Regions from separate parts of the Homo sapiens genome. Here regions 2 and 3 are each linked to region 1. The links are chromatin loops, found by intact Hi-C in ENCODE. Cell type or tissue: PC-3. All regions are shown on one strand. Region 1 has its middle 31 kb from the start of CNTNAP5-DT. Region 2 has its middle 440 kb from the start of LINC01826. Region 3 has its middle 110 kb from the start of LINC01826.

Region 1 (5,000 bases):
CGAGTGGATAAAGAAAATGTGGTATGTATGTATATGTATATATACACACCATGGAATACTACTCAGCCATAAAAAGGAGTGAAATAATGGCATTTACAGCAAGCTGGATGGAATTGGAGACTATTATTCTAAGTGAAGTAACTGAGGAATGAAAAACCAAACATCACATGTTCTTACTTATAAGTGGGAATTAAACTATGAGGATGCAAAGGCATAAGAATGATACATTGGACTTTGGGGACTTGAGAAAAAGCAGGAAGGGGGTGAGGGATAAAAGACTACACATTTGGTACAGTGTACACTGCTTGGTTGGTGGGTGCACCAAAATCTCAGAAATCACCACCAAAAGACTTATTCATGTAACCAAACACCACCTGCTGCCTAAAACCTCTTGAAATAAAATATAAAGTTTGAAAAAAGAAAATAAATAAATAAAATGATAATTCCTCACTATCATCAAATATTTGGTCAGTTTGCCCTTCCCCATGAATCTCATAATGATTTGAAATCTTCTTAACACAAAGAGCTGATAAATGTTTGTGGTGACAGACATCTCGATTATCCTGATTTGATCATTACGCATTGTATGCATGTATCAAAATATCACATGCACCACATAAAAATGTACAATTATTATGCACCAATACAAACAAACAACAAAAAAAAAGAAATGCTCTAGGAACTGGAGATACAGAGATGAGTAATGCACGGCCCTCGCCCTCAAGGAGTTAATCATCTAGTAAATAGAACAATCATATATCAGAAGATTACAATTTGGTAAGCGCAACAGTGCATCATGGAGTGCAGAGGAATTGATGTCTGAGATAAGTTTTAAAGGATGGTTAGGCATTGAGAGAGAGTGGGGTTGGAAAAGGCCATGGTGGCCAGAGGGAAAGGCATGAAGAAAGGTACAGAGGAAAGAGATATATGAAAAATAAATAAATAAATAAATAAAAGTATTACTAAAATATGTTAATGATCATCTGAGTCTTCGTGGAGTCCTAACCCTTTGGCTGGCAGAGCCTTAACTCAATTTTGATGGCTGCTGACTGATAAGGGCTGTAGTTGCCAAAGGCTTTGCCATTCCATATATAGAGCATAAGCAGAAGAAATGTAGCATAATTCTTAAGGGCCCTAGAATTTTGGAATGTTAAATGATCATTTGCTTCACCAGCTGCATTAACCATGAACAAGAGAGTCAACTTGTCCTTTGAAGCTTTGAATCCAGGAATTTACTTATCCTTTCTAGCTATGAAAGTCTTAGATGGCATCTTCTTCCAATAAAAGGCTGTTCTATCTACATGGACAATCTGTTGTTTAGTGCAGCCACCTTTGTTAATTATCTTAGCTAATCACATGGTAACTTGCTGCAGATTTTCCATCAGCACTTTCTGCTTCCTCTTGCACGTTTATGTTATGAAGCCAATTTATTTCCTTATATCTCATGAACCAACCTCTGCCAGTTTAAACTTTTCTTCTGCAGCTTCCTCGCCTCTCTTAGTGTTCAAAGAATTGAAGAGAACTAGGGCTTTGCTCTGGATTAGGCTTTGACTTGAGAAAATACAGGTAGTTTGATCTTCTATCCAGACCACTAAATCTATCTCTGTTTCAGCAATATGGCTATTTGGCTTTCTTATCGTTTGTACGTTTATGGAAGTGGCAATTTTAATTTTGTCCAATAACTTTTTCTCTGCATTCACCACTTAGGTGTTTGGCACAAGAGACCTAACTTTCCGTTTATCTCAGCTTTTGACATGTCTTCCTCACTAAGCTTAATCATTTCTAGCTTTTGATTTAAAGTGAGTAATGTGCCACTCTTCCTTTCACTTGAACACTATAGGCCATTGTAGGGTAATTAATTGGTCTAATTTCCCTATTGTTGTGTCTCAGGTTACAGGGAGGACTGAGGAGAGGGAGAGAGATGAGAAGATGGCTGGTTAGTAGAACGATAAGGACACATGCAACATTTATCAATTAAGCTCACCATCTTATTGGCATGTGGTTCACGGTGTCCCAAAATGATTACAATAATAATTTCAAAGATTACTGATTATAGATCACCATAACAGATAAAATAATAGTGAAAAAGTTTGAAATATTGCCAGAATTATCCAAATGTGACAGACACCAAATGAGTACAAGCCGTTGGAAAAAAATGGCACCAACAGAATTGCTAAATTTAGATGGTTGTCACAAACCTTCACTTTGTGAAAAAAAAAAAAAAAGCAATATCTTTGAGGTACAATAAAGTGAAGTGCAATAAAACAAGCCATGCCTTTATCTAGACCCTGAAGGCCGTGGCTTCACTGGAGAATATGAAACAGTTTCTGAAATAAAAATTCACAGGCAACGTTTTCATTTAAAGGCATGACAAATGCAGGTTTTAGTGATAGTGATCCATTGGGTAGTACTCCTAAATACCTAAATACTCTTCGAGAACACCTCACACATTGTAACTGCTAGGTAAGTAATTGGTAACTGATTATAGATTTTTTTTTTCTTCCAAAGAAAGGATACTGTAGTGCACTTACAGCTGCCAGTCTCTCCTCTTATCCTTAGAACTCTACTCACAGGCAGAAAACACAATCAAGGAGCTAAAGTTATTGGTTAGAGATGCTATCAAAAGGAGCATCTCTAAGTCATTGGAAGTGACTTGTAATTATCACCAATGTCCACGAGGTGGCAAACAGCCGTGGATCCTGGTCCAACTGGGTCAGCTGCCTATTCAGGCTACTGTCTCCTCAGTGAAAAGGTCTTAGAAATTCTCGTACGTTGCCTCGTTGTTCTCATTAGTTTCAAAGAACTTCTTGGTTTCTGCCTCAATTTTATTATTTACCCAGGAGTCATTCAGGAGCAGATTGTTCAATTTCCATGAAGTTGTGTGGTTTTGTGTGAGTTTCTTAATCCTAAGTTTCAATTTGATTGTACTGTGGTCTGAGAGATGGTTTGCTTTGATTTCAGTTCTTTTGCATTTGCTGAGGAGTATTTTACTTCCAATTATGTGGTCGATTTTAGAATAAGTGCCATGTGGACTTGAGAAGAATGTATATTATGTTGATTTGGGGTAGAGAGTTCTGTAGATGTCTACTAGGTCCACTTGATCCAGAGCTGAGTTCAAGTCCTGAATATCCTTGTTAACTTTCTGTCTCATAGATCAGTCTAATACTGACAGTGGGGTGATAAACTCTCCCACTATTACTGTGTGGGAGTCTAAGTCTCTTTAGAGGTCTCTAAGAACTTGTTTTATGAATCTGCATACTCCTCTATTGGGTGCATGTCTACTTAGAATAGTTAACTCTTCTGGTTGAATCATTCCCTTTACCTTTATGGAATGCCCTTCTTTGTCTTTTTTGATTTTTGTTGGTTTAATGTCTGTTTTGTCAGAGGCTAGGTTTGCAACCCCTGGGGTTTTTTTTATTATTATTTTTTATTTTTATTTTTTGCTTTCCATTTGCTTCGTAAATTTTCCTCCATCCCTTTATTTTGAGTCTGTGTGTGTCTTTACACATAAGATGGGACTGCTGATTACAGCACACTATGGGTCTTGACTCCTTATCCAATTTGCCAGTCTGTGTCTTTTAATTGGGGCATTTAGCCCATTTACATTTAAGGTTAGTATTGTTATGTATGAATTTGATTCTGTCATCATGATGCTATTTGGTTATTTTGCACACTAGTTGATGCAGTTTCTTCATAGTGTCATTGGTCTTTATATTTTGGTGTGTTTTTGCAGTTGCTGGTACTGGTTTTTCCTTTCCATATTTAGTACTTCTTTCAGGAGCTCTTGCAGGGAAGGCCTGGTGGTGACAAAATCTGTCAGTATTTGCTTGTTTGTGGCAGCACAATTTTCAACTGCATTTTTTAGTAATACTTTTAAGGTATATAAACTGTCTTTTAGACATAATGCTGCTCCACACTTAATGGAATACACTATAGTCTAAACATTACACATTATGGTGTAAATTTGGATTGGGAAAACAAAAAAAATTACATAACTTTCTTTATCGTGGTGCTCTGAAACAAAACCCATATTATCTCTGTCATTTGCCTGTCTCTCCATTTTCTTAAACAGACCCTGGTAGCCTCCTTTTGACTGAGCCCCTCTCCATGTCTCCATTGCTTCAAGTCACCTGCAACTCCTCCTGTAGTTGTTTCTTAATATATTTATTTTATTTTTTCTTTAGGAAGTGTTGAGGAGATAGGGGAGGTTTAAGCTGGAAAGCTATGGATTCTAAAGTTCTTATAAAAAATTGTTGTTCTGGACTCTCCTTGGAAGTTCACATTTATCTTTTCCAATCTCTTTTATTGTGTGATAAACTATTCTTTTCAAAGTATTTTTTAAAAATCTCAAATAAAAATCAACTGCAAGTGAAGCTGTTTGAGATCATCCATAAATGCGTTTGTGTGGCGGACAGAAACTCATATGCTGGATTTGGCCAAGCCTGTATTCAAATCCCACCTCCAATACCTGTGGTCCCTGACACCTGACATCTGGCCTCGCTTCGAGTGTGCTTTTTCCTCCCAACCAATATGGGAGTAAACCTGAGGGAATAGTATGTTCTCATTTCACATTTGACTCTTGTGACTTTAGAGCAAAATATTTAAAGGGAAAGAAAATGCGAGAGCTTTATTTTTGCAAATATAAAGAAGGTATGACATCACACCTCCCAAGACATTTTCTTTTTTTTAGAGGAAAAAAAAATAAACAGGATACATGTGTAGAATGTGCAGGTTTGTTACATAGGTACATGTGTGCCATGGTGGTTTGCTGCACCTATTGATCTGTCCTCTAAGTTAACTCCCCTCACCCTTCACCCCCAAACAGGCCCTGGTGTGTGTTGTCCCCCTCTCTGTGTCCATGTGTTGTAGTAAAATGGTATGGATTACTTACCTGTATAGTGAAGATTATTGGAGAACTACTAATTTTAATTCTTCTTCAATGAGCACTGATTAAGAGCCAGATTCTGTGCTAAGTGATTTGTGGCAATATCTCCCTTCTC
Region 2 (5,000 bases), 480 kb after region 1:
AACTTCTCTAGTATATTAAAATTAAAAAGTAGATTTTTTTCTATTTTTTATATAGCACTAAGAGAAAAAAGTTTTTGTTTTTGTTTTCATTTTTACCAGAGACAATTACTTTCAACAGTCAAACAGGGATAAAAAGAGTTCTTTTCAAACACTTTAGTCTCTCAAATAAAAGTGTTGCCAGGGGCTCATTGAGAGATCTCATAGCAGCAATCCTGCATTCACCAAAAACTTTTGTTTCCAAAGAGAAACAGAACATGAAGTTTCAACACATCATTGTGATATGATTACCTCAAAAGTTTTCAAAAAGATTGAGAGTCTGCAAAATTAAAGGCTCCGGGAAAAAAAAATATAATGCTATTATGAAAGAAAAATCAGGACAAATGAGAGTAAGTGAAGATAATGATGTTCTGATTCTGTTGACATCATATCAGTCCATGGTGACTGCATTAGTTTCCTGTTGCTATTTTGACAAATCAATGCTAATTCAGTGGCTTGAATCAACACCAATTTTACATGTCAGAATGTCAACATCAGCTTTACTAGGCTAAGACGAAAGTGTCTGCCAGGACTGTGTTGCTTCTCGAGATTATGGAGAAAATCTTGCTCCCTCACCTACACTTTGTTCTAGAGGCTGCTTGCAGACCATGATTTGGGGTGCTGTTCCACCACCTTCAAAATCTGTTATGCTGCTGTAGAATCCAAGGAAAATCTTCCTCCTTGCCCTCTCGAGGTTCACCGAAAAATCAACTGACAGCGGCAGATTAATAAGGGAAATGGCATACCAAATTATTAAACGTGCACATCGGGGAGAGCCACAGTTATTAGCCCAATGCCCCAGTGGAGTTCAGAAGCTTATATGCCATCTTGCGGTGACAGAAAGAATGGGAACTTGGATCCTGGCAAAAACGGTTATGGGAGCGGGAGAAGAGGAGGACTGGCTAGCAAAGGTGGTCTTGATATGTAAATGAACCCTGACAGGTAGCAGCTCTCAGAGAGAAGGATTGGAAAATGTTTCTTTCAGACCTTTAGAGGTGTTAGACTCTCAGTTAATCTTCCCTAGTTCTGGACAAGGGAAGGCCTCAGAGAAAGCACGTCTGCATCAATGCAGATTCTCTACAGATGCAAATCTCCCCCACAAAAGACAGCTCAGCAGGGCTACTTCTGTCTGCAGGCCTTCTGAATAGTCCTCACAAAATATGTCAAAGAAGTATATTTGGGGTATACTTCTTTATTTTATAATTTTTGATATTCTAATCAAAATTAAAATATTTTGATTTCATTCAATGCTATCTCCATGAACCTGCTCTGTTGGCACATCTATCTCTGATCAATCAGGAAAGGTTCTCGACTCTTAAGGATTCTTGTGATTAGATTGGGCCTACCCAGATAGCCCAGGATAACCTCCTCATCTCCAGGCCCTTCGCCTTACTCACATCTGTAAAGTCCCTTTTGCCACATAAGGTAACATATTCACAAATGCCAGGGATTAGAACCTGGACATCTTTGGGGGTCATTATTCTCCCTACCACAGTGCCATCACCACCATATTTTTTTATTTAACCCCATATTGGTTTTACAACCTCCACTTATTATTATTTTTATTGTCCATCAGGAGCTAAAGGGTAATCTTTTTTATGTAATTCAGACATACATTCACTTATGACACATATTTACTTATTAAACATTCAATAAATAATGTATTCCAAAACTCCCTTTATACACTTCCACTGCACTAAGCAACTCTCATTCATTTATGTATTTATTTAATTGTAGCTGTCTCCCCAGCTAGGATCTAGAGAGTACAATCTGTTTCTATCACTTAGGGTTTTATCCTCAGTGGCTAAAACAATATTTAGCATAAAATCTTTACAAATAAATATTTGTTAAAAAAAGGAATGGATAAGCAAATGTTTATTGTGTAGTAACTATTTGCCAGGGCTCAATGCTTGTGTACATAAAGGCATGCAGGTGGAAAGACCATCAGAGGAAGAGGCAGTATGGATATGCAGATGTTGCTGCTCTAGAAGTTATGTTCAGAAAGTCAGCATGATTTATTCTTTCTGCCCACAGTCACTTTGTCACCACTGGTCAACAATCACCACATTCAATATAGGAGGGCAAAACTAACTTCTGGAACCCAAAAGTAAATGCAAAGAATTTTCAACATTAGCAAATACAGGATTCTAGTTCTAAGTTTGCCATTTAGCCATCATGTCACCTTGCCTATGAGTTAGAGGCTAAGCATTCTGGAAATGGATGCAGTCTGTAACCACAGAACTGGAACTATCTAAGAGATTCCTGACCTTTACTCCTTTTGAGGGATGAATTCTGTTACATGGGGCACAGTGAATCAGCTCTCTGATCAGCCCTGACATTGTCTCCTAGCAGAACACAGCAGTGAGGTCATTCCACTTCAAGATCAGAAAGGCATAAATAGCCATGCCACGACCCAAGCCTGAGAGGAAAGAAGTTAAAGAATATGAGCTCAGGCAGATGATACAACAATTGTCATTCCCCCAGGGGCATAATCTTTCTCTGGATTGTGCATCTGTCTGTGCACATAATTTATGTGTGTACCTGTATCCTGTGGATAATAAAACTTTATTTTGTATGACATCTCTCATACTGCACTCCTAAATATTTAATAGAGTTAAATAATGCAGTTACTGAGAAGAGTAATAGGAGGCAGCAGGGGAAAATTAAAAGGCAGCAACAAACATTAAGAGTTATGCTTTGGAAAGAGTCTAAGAATGATTTCTTCTTATTTCCACTGACTTCCCAGAAAGCAATCCTGAAGCCAGAGTGAATCAAAATTAGTAATAATCTAAGAATATGAAGAAGATTTCTGCAGGATCACTCTGTCTCTAACAACCCATATGACCTTGGATAGGACACTTAAGCCATCTGAGCCCTAATTCCACTGGAAAGTGGAACAATACATATCTCAGTAGCAGTTGTCAGGTTAAAAAACTGGCTAAGATATGTAAAATGACAGTGAAGTGTGTATTACACTAAACAAATTTCTTTACTGGCAAAAGGAAATTAGATGAGGAGAACAGAATGAGATACACACGAAAGATATGAAGAGACCAGCGTGACAGGTTTAGAGATTAGCAAGCAGCAGATTAAGATCAATTCACGTGGCCACAAAGCAGAAATCCAGTTCCAAAGGACTTGAGAGTCAATTGGTGAAGCAAGTAGCTGGAAGGCAGGCCATCGGCCACCAGCATGTACTGTGGTCAATCAGTGGATAAGCTCCCGTTGTTCTCTGCAGCCATTCTTTTCTTTTTTTTTTTTTTTTTTTTAGATGAAGTTTTGCTCTTGTTGCCCAGGCTGGAGTGCAATGGCGCGATCTTGGCTCACTGCAACCTCGGTCTCCCGGGTTCAAATGATTCTCCTGTCTCAGCCTCCCGAGTAGCTGGGATTACAGGCATGCACAACCATGCCTGGCTAATTAATCATTTTTAGTAGAGATGGGGTTTCTCCAGGTTGGTCAGGCTGGTCTTGCACTCCCAACCTCAGGTGATCCACCCACCTCGGCCTCCCAAAGTGTTGGGATTACAGGCATGAGTCACTGTGCCCGGCCATGCAGCCTTTATTTTCTACTATTGCCCAATGGCATTTTAATGATAGAATAACATATCTCTTTACTATTCTTATTGATTTTCCCACCAACCTAATTAATTCACATCATCTCAACTCTAAGCATGTAGCTTTTGACTGGCTGGTAGTCCTCTTATTCCAGTTGACTCTCTACAAGCACATGTTTGAATTGCAGAGATCCACCTATAGGTGGCTTTTCTTCCATCTCTGCCACCCCTGAGACAGTGAGACCAAACCCTCCTCTTCCTCCTCCTCCTCCAACTACTCACCATGGAGATGGTAAAGATGAGGACCTTTATGACCACTTCCACTTAATGAATAGTAAATATATTTTCTCTTCCTTATAATTTCCTTAATAACATTTTCTTCTCTCTAGCTTATGCTAGCGTAAGAATGTAATACATGTAACATACAAAATATGAATTAATTGACTGTTTATGTTGTCAGTAGGCTTCTGATCAACAGTAGGCTATTAGTAGTTCAGTTTTTGAGATGTCAAAATTTATAAGTGGATTTTTGACTGCATTGGTGGGGTGACGGTTCCCCAACTTCTGCATTATTTAAAAGTCAACTCTGCATACTATTTCTTTTTGTTTTTAATACTTTAAGTTTTAGGGTACATGTGCACATATTATTTCTTAAAAATAGAAATTACTTCTTACATTTGTGGCCAAAACCTATCCCTTTTAGGCTCACATTGGTATCACCTTCTCTAGAAAGCTTCCCTTTCCTCATATAAAGACGCTTTTTGTCCTTAATTATATAATCCTCGGTTTTCTGTGGTGTCTAGTCCAGCTGCAGCAGCATCCGATGGAATTTATTATAGTGTAAATACCTAAGGGCCAACTCAGACCTACATAAAATAATCAGATCCTAATCTTCTAGGATGGAACATAGATGAAGAGCCAAGAAGGAAGGTGCTGGATCTTGCAGCCATGAAAATGTTTTTTTCTGATCATACTCTTTCCCACTGAACACCGGTTTTCAAACTCAGTTTACACCAGAATCATCATGAAATATGTCGTAGAATCTTAGCTCTTATTTATACCAATTAGTCTATGGAAAAATTGGTTTCATTATACATCGTTTCGCTTAAAGTCTCATTTTTCAAGAACTTATCAATGACATTGAGGACTTACTGTATTCAATATGAATGATATTATATCCTATGTATTCTATTGTGTTGGGCAGGCTCCTTTAACCTAATACAATATTTTTGATATTAATGTTTTTGATTAATATGGTAGACTTTTTCAAATTGCTATCAAGTATTCAATTGTATGGCTGTAACACAATTTGTTTATCCATTCACAAGTTGAAGGACTTTATTTTCCAGCTGGAGGCTGTTATGATTAAACTTGCTAGAAAATTGGTATATATTTTTTAAATGTTTGAAT
Region 3 (5,000 bases), 1.0 Mb after region 1:
CAACCTGTGATTCCTTACTTCCCTTTGTAAAAACTGAGTTAGATTCCGTTTCCATGAAAGCCATCATTTTATCTACACGACTTTGAAAGTGTAAGCATCCTAATGTTACAACTCGAAGAGAGAGTAATACTAATCTCTTAAGAAATATTACAAATGTAACATGTTATCTCCAGGAAGAAGAATTTGAGATATTTGATAGTTTCAAGAGGTAAGTAAACACACATATGCACATACACACAAACGCACACACACACACACATGATGGGAGTACTTCGGAGCCATGTGACTTTGGACTTATGTCCCAAATAAGAGAGGTAAACTTTTGGTTTAGTACAATGCCTATCTTAAAGTAAATCTTCAGTAAATGGTATACATTATAAATTCATAGGTGAATACAGTTATGTTTAATTACTTCCCATAAGAAAGTAAGCTGATATAATAAGGAGATGTTTAACATGTACCTTAATATCTGATAGCTTTGGTGTTCATTAATAAACTCCTTCTTGGATGATTATTAAGAAAATTTCAGGCCAGGACCAGTGGCTCACCCCTGTAATCCCAGCACTTTGGGAGGCCAAGCTGGGTGAATCACTTGAGGTCAGGAGTTCGAGACCAGACTAGCCAACATGGTGAAACCCCCTCTTTACTAAAAAAAAAAAGAGCAGAGCCTGGCAGCATGTGCATGTAATCCCAGCTACTCCAGAGGCTGAGGCAGGAGAATTGCTTGAACCCTCTGAACCCTGGAGGCAGAGGTTGCAGTGAGTCCAGATCACGCCACTGTCCAGTCTGGGTGACAGAGTGAGACTCTGTCTCAAAAACAGAAAATTTCATGAGACAATGTATAGAGCACACCAAGTTCTTGGCCTGGTACTTCTTCAAAAACTATTCATGATTCCACTGTGACACCCTCAGATCATCTAATTTCTACAGTCTTTGAGGAACTCTGTAAAGGAAAAGGAGAATGAACATTAATGTTGAAAATATATTAACAAAAACAAAGAGCTATTGATACATGCAACAACATAAATGAATCGCGTAAGTATTATGCTAAGTGAGAGAAACCAGACCAAAATCCCATCCCTTTACGTGAGATTCTAGGAAAAGGTAAATTTATGTATACAAAAATTGATGTGTTTTTCAAAAATCAGAGTGTAGGGGGAAGGGAGTTTATGCAAATGGAAGTAGAGAATTTTCAGGCTTATGGAAATATTCTATGGCATGTTTGTGGAGATATTCATTTGTCTAAACCCACTAAAATGTTCACTTAAAATTAATAAATTTTATTGCATGTAAATTAGACCCAAATAAAGCTAATAAAAAAAATCACATGTGATTTGGTCCTGTCTCCTTGAGCCATGTGTAAACACATCTTCTAAAAGTTTCCTTTCTTGTTTTGTCTGTGCATAGTGAAGTTTACATGAAAATCTTGTTTAGGTGCGATTAGTTTACTATCAGCTGCCCTGTGGATTTTATTAATCTTGATATGATCTTGAGCAACTAACTTTTTTTAAGACTCTTGATTTCTTAAAATGGCGAAACTAAAAAAGTGGATTTTATTAATTCTTGGAATGCTGACCTTCTACTATCAATGAACATATTAAGAACAAAGCTCACTAAACATAACTAACATTTTTCTTACTAAAGTTGGCTATTTTGTCAATAAAGAAAAGATATATTCAAGTGGATCAAAGGATACATCCATGTGAGTCAGTTCCTTCAGAATACTTGCTGGTTGTGTGAATGTGTGTTTCATTTTGTTTGTTTTCTTGTTTTATTTTGATTTTCAGATGACTAATGTTTTCTGTATGATTTCACCAAAATGACTAAAATAGAGATTCTGTAATGAATTTTAAAACAAGGGAGTAACCCCACCACTTAATGTGACGACACTGCTTTTAAATTGAAAGGCTCTTTCCATATAAGTTTTCTTTCCTTTTGTGAGGCAAGCATTCCCCTAGCTGGTTATTAGTAGCAACTGTCTTTGGCTTGATCCCAGGTGCACAAGAGAGATGATGACTCAGTCTGACAACATTTCCATTTCCTTGGTAAGGATCACTTATGAAGTGCCTTTAATCATTTATGAGTACGTTTCATTTGCTGTTTGCTGCAAACAGCTTGACTGTGCTGAGTTTGACAGCTTTCCGACATTCTGCAAACAGCTGCAATAATAGCCTTGACAATGTCATTTACAAATGAGGCACATGCAATATGAACAAAGCAACTGATACACTCTAAGTAATATGGTAATGGAATGGCAAGTGGTGTGGAAAGCAAGATAGAAATGATATTGTATCACCCTGTAGGAGAGGTGAGTTCCTGCACAGAGGAAAGAATTGCTAAAATGCATGCTTTTAATCATGTAAATACCATCGCCATGAAATTTTCTGAAATAACGGCTCTGGATAGTGTGGGATACTTTACCTTTCCCTATTACCTCTGAAGTCTATTCCTGCTGTTGACTACAAACCTTCCACATTATATTTTCTTATTTAACCAAATTTTGAGCTTCCTGAAAGTGAGTCCATAACTTATTCTATTCCAATGCCTAGCATAGTGTTTTATACTTATCTTATAGCTAATACATCTCTAATTAAATCTGTACTGTCCTTTCTCCATTTAGATCAACCAATACATTTTTAAAAATATATACACATATATAAATTTCTTAAATGTGATACATATATGTATGCATACGTATATACAAATGCATATATATGTTTATATTTTGAAATACAAATGTATTATGTATTATTGTGTGATCCTAGCTGACAAGTCTGAGATTTGATGCACATAGTCTCTTTTGCTTAACATTAGCAAATTTGAAAGAAGATTCATAAATTATTTTAAATCATGAAGTCTGAAGGATCAGCCCTCACCACTCATATTGGTTATATAGGAGAAAAACTATGAAACATTTGCATTCCTTCATCAGGAATTCTTTTTAAATATGTCTTTTAAAGAGTAGTTTTAGATTCACAGCGATATCTAAAGGAAAATCTAGAGATTTTTTATACACCACCTACCTACCCTCATATTCGCACAGCCTCGCTAACTATAAATATTCTGCACTGGAGTGTTTATTTATTACAGTAAATGAACCTATATTGACACTCCGTTATCACCTAAAGTCTGTAGTTTACATTAGAGTTTGCTCTTGGCTTGCACATTTTATGGGTTTTGACAAATGTCTAGTGACATCTATGTACAGTGCAATATTATACAGAGTAGTTTCACAACCCTAAAATCCTCTACGCTCCTCTCGTTCATCTCTCATTCCCCCGACCTCTGGCAACCACTGATCCTTTTGTCATTTCTGTAATTTGCCTTTTTACACAGTTGGAATCGTATCATATGTACCCTTTCCATGTAGGCTTTTCACTCAGTAAAATACATTTAAGTTTCATCCATGTCTTTTCATGGCTTGCAAGCTCATTTCTTAAGCGCTGAATAGTATTTCATTGCCTAGATATATACAGTGTATTTATCTATTCACCTACTGAAGGAAATTTTGGTTGCTTTCCCATTTGGGCCATTATGAATAAAGCTGCAATACATATCTCTGTGCAGGTTTTTGTGTGGACATAAGTCTTTGATTCCTTTGGATAAATACCTAGGAGCACAATTGCTGTATCAATTAGTGTAGTAAGTATCATGCATTTTAAATATCATCATAGCCATGTTATTTCCCCCTATGATTTACGTTTTCTGCTTCATGTGATGAATTTGAAGGCTGTGTTTTGTAAAAGCTAGTGTTTGATAATATTGAATTAAATTAACCAAGTCAGCTTTTACCTTATTATGAAAATACATTTCCAGTATCTGTTATATTGACACCTTTTGACTCTGTAGTTCCACTTGGAAGTTTATTCCCAAGAAATACATGTATAAAGACAGTTCTTTGGAACAATTTATTACAAGAGTATATATAATAACTGAAAACAGAAAACAATATTAAAAATTACAATGGTTTAATAAATGATGATATGTCGATATATAAAATGTTTGAATACTTTGAAGACCACATACTCTGCTGCTATTTTAGTAACAGTATAAAATTTTCTGAAGTGCAATATTTTGTACAATGTTTCATCTTATTACTCTATCATTATGTGTAATTATTGTTGTGAATTATTTCCTTATTAACAATACTGTTTACTGAACGCTTACTTTGTACCAGGTAGTCACCTAGGACTTTCAATATACTCCTTATTGAATGCTCATAGAAATTCTATGAGGCAGGTACAGTATTCCTATTTTACAGAAAAGAAATTTGAGGTATTGGGTGTTAAGTAGCTTTTCCAATGTTATACATTTATTAGCCAGGGGACCTGGGATATAAACTCAGAACACTTGACTCAATTGCTCTCCTTCTACACCACCTATAAATTCATTACCTTGTAATGAGTCTTGGATGCTGTCACAAGAGATATTTTAAATAAGACAGGATCAAAATAAATAAATATTTGTCTTGATGACAGGAGTGTATGCAAAATATCTAAAACACAATAATCAGTGAAAATTAAATTGGTCCTAAACGCCGTATACACCGTGTTTATATAATAACATATATGAATAGGAATTAAAACTAGATTATGCAGAAAAAAGGAAAACTCCTTTCTTAGAAATGTGCCAAAATTGGCCTTTTTTAATTCAATTTACTCCTTAAGTTATTCTATCATCTGTTCAATGAAAAGTAATATAGGATCTCTCATGCCCAATTAATAGAAATTTCTGACAACAAAATATGTGGATACTATTGCAATTCTAAAGAAATTATTTCTGATTTTCACATAAGTTAGAAAAAGTATTCTCATGGGTCTTAGGAGTGTGTTTTTTATTTTTCTAGATTTTCTATTTTTAATTTCCTAAATTCTTCAGTCAGCTCAGTTGGCAGGATAGGATGAAGCAGCTTGGACAGGGGGTGTCTACCTGGCTCATCAGGCCATCTCCAGCACTGCATAAAACAGCATACATTCAGCTTCAAATAGAAGTTTTATACA

The links. A loop is a pair of places that touch in the nucleus more often than their neighbours do. Peaks named below come from ENCODE experiments on the same cell type or tissue, not always from the same donor. Only the 100,000 strongest peaks of a DNase experiment are listed, where the experiment ranks them.
Region 2: a loop joins it to region 1, with 2.6 times the contacts of the local background. A loop is called at or near these places in 5 of 110 quality-filtered maps.
Region 3: a loop joins it to region 1, with 5 times the contacts of the local background. A loop is called at or near these places in 2 of 110 quality-filtered maps.

Annotation. Positions count from the first base shown.
Region 1 is chr2:123,991,597-123,996,596 of GRCh38, reverse strand. No RefSeq gene overlaps it. Among named protein-coding and RNA genes, the nearest start is that of CNTNAP5-DT, 31 kb to the left of the region's middle. In PC-3, a CTCF peak has its summit at 2,655 (motif pointing right); a DNase peak (open chromatin) is centred at 2,686.
Region 2 is chr2:123,510,898-123,515,897 of GRCh38, reverse strand. No RefSeq gene overlaps it. Among named protein-coding and RNA genes, the nearest start is that of LINC01826, 440 kb to the right of the region's middle. In PC-3, no CTCF peak of the experiment used is centred here; a DNase peak (open chromatin) is centred at 2,357.
Region 3 is chr2:122,958,209-122,963,208 of GRCh38, reverse strand. No RefSeq gene overlaps it. Among named protein-coding and RNA genes, the nearest start is that of LINC01826, 110 kb to the left of the region's middle. In PC-3, a CTCF peak has its summit at 1,984; a DNase peak (open chromatin) is centred at 1,968; H3K4me3 peaks cover 1,268 bases; H3K27ac peaks cover 1,739 bases.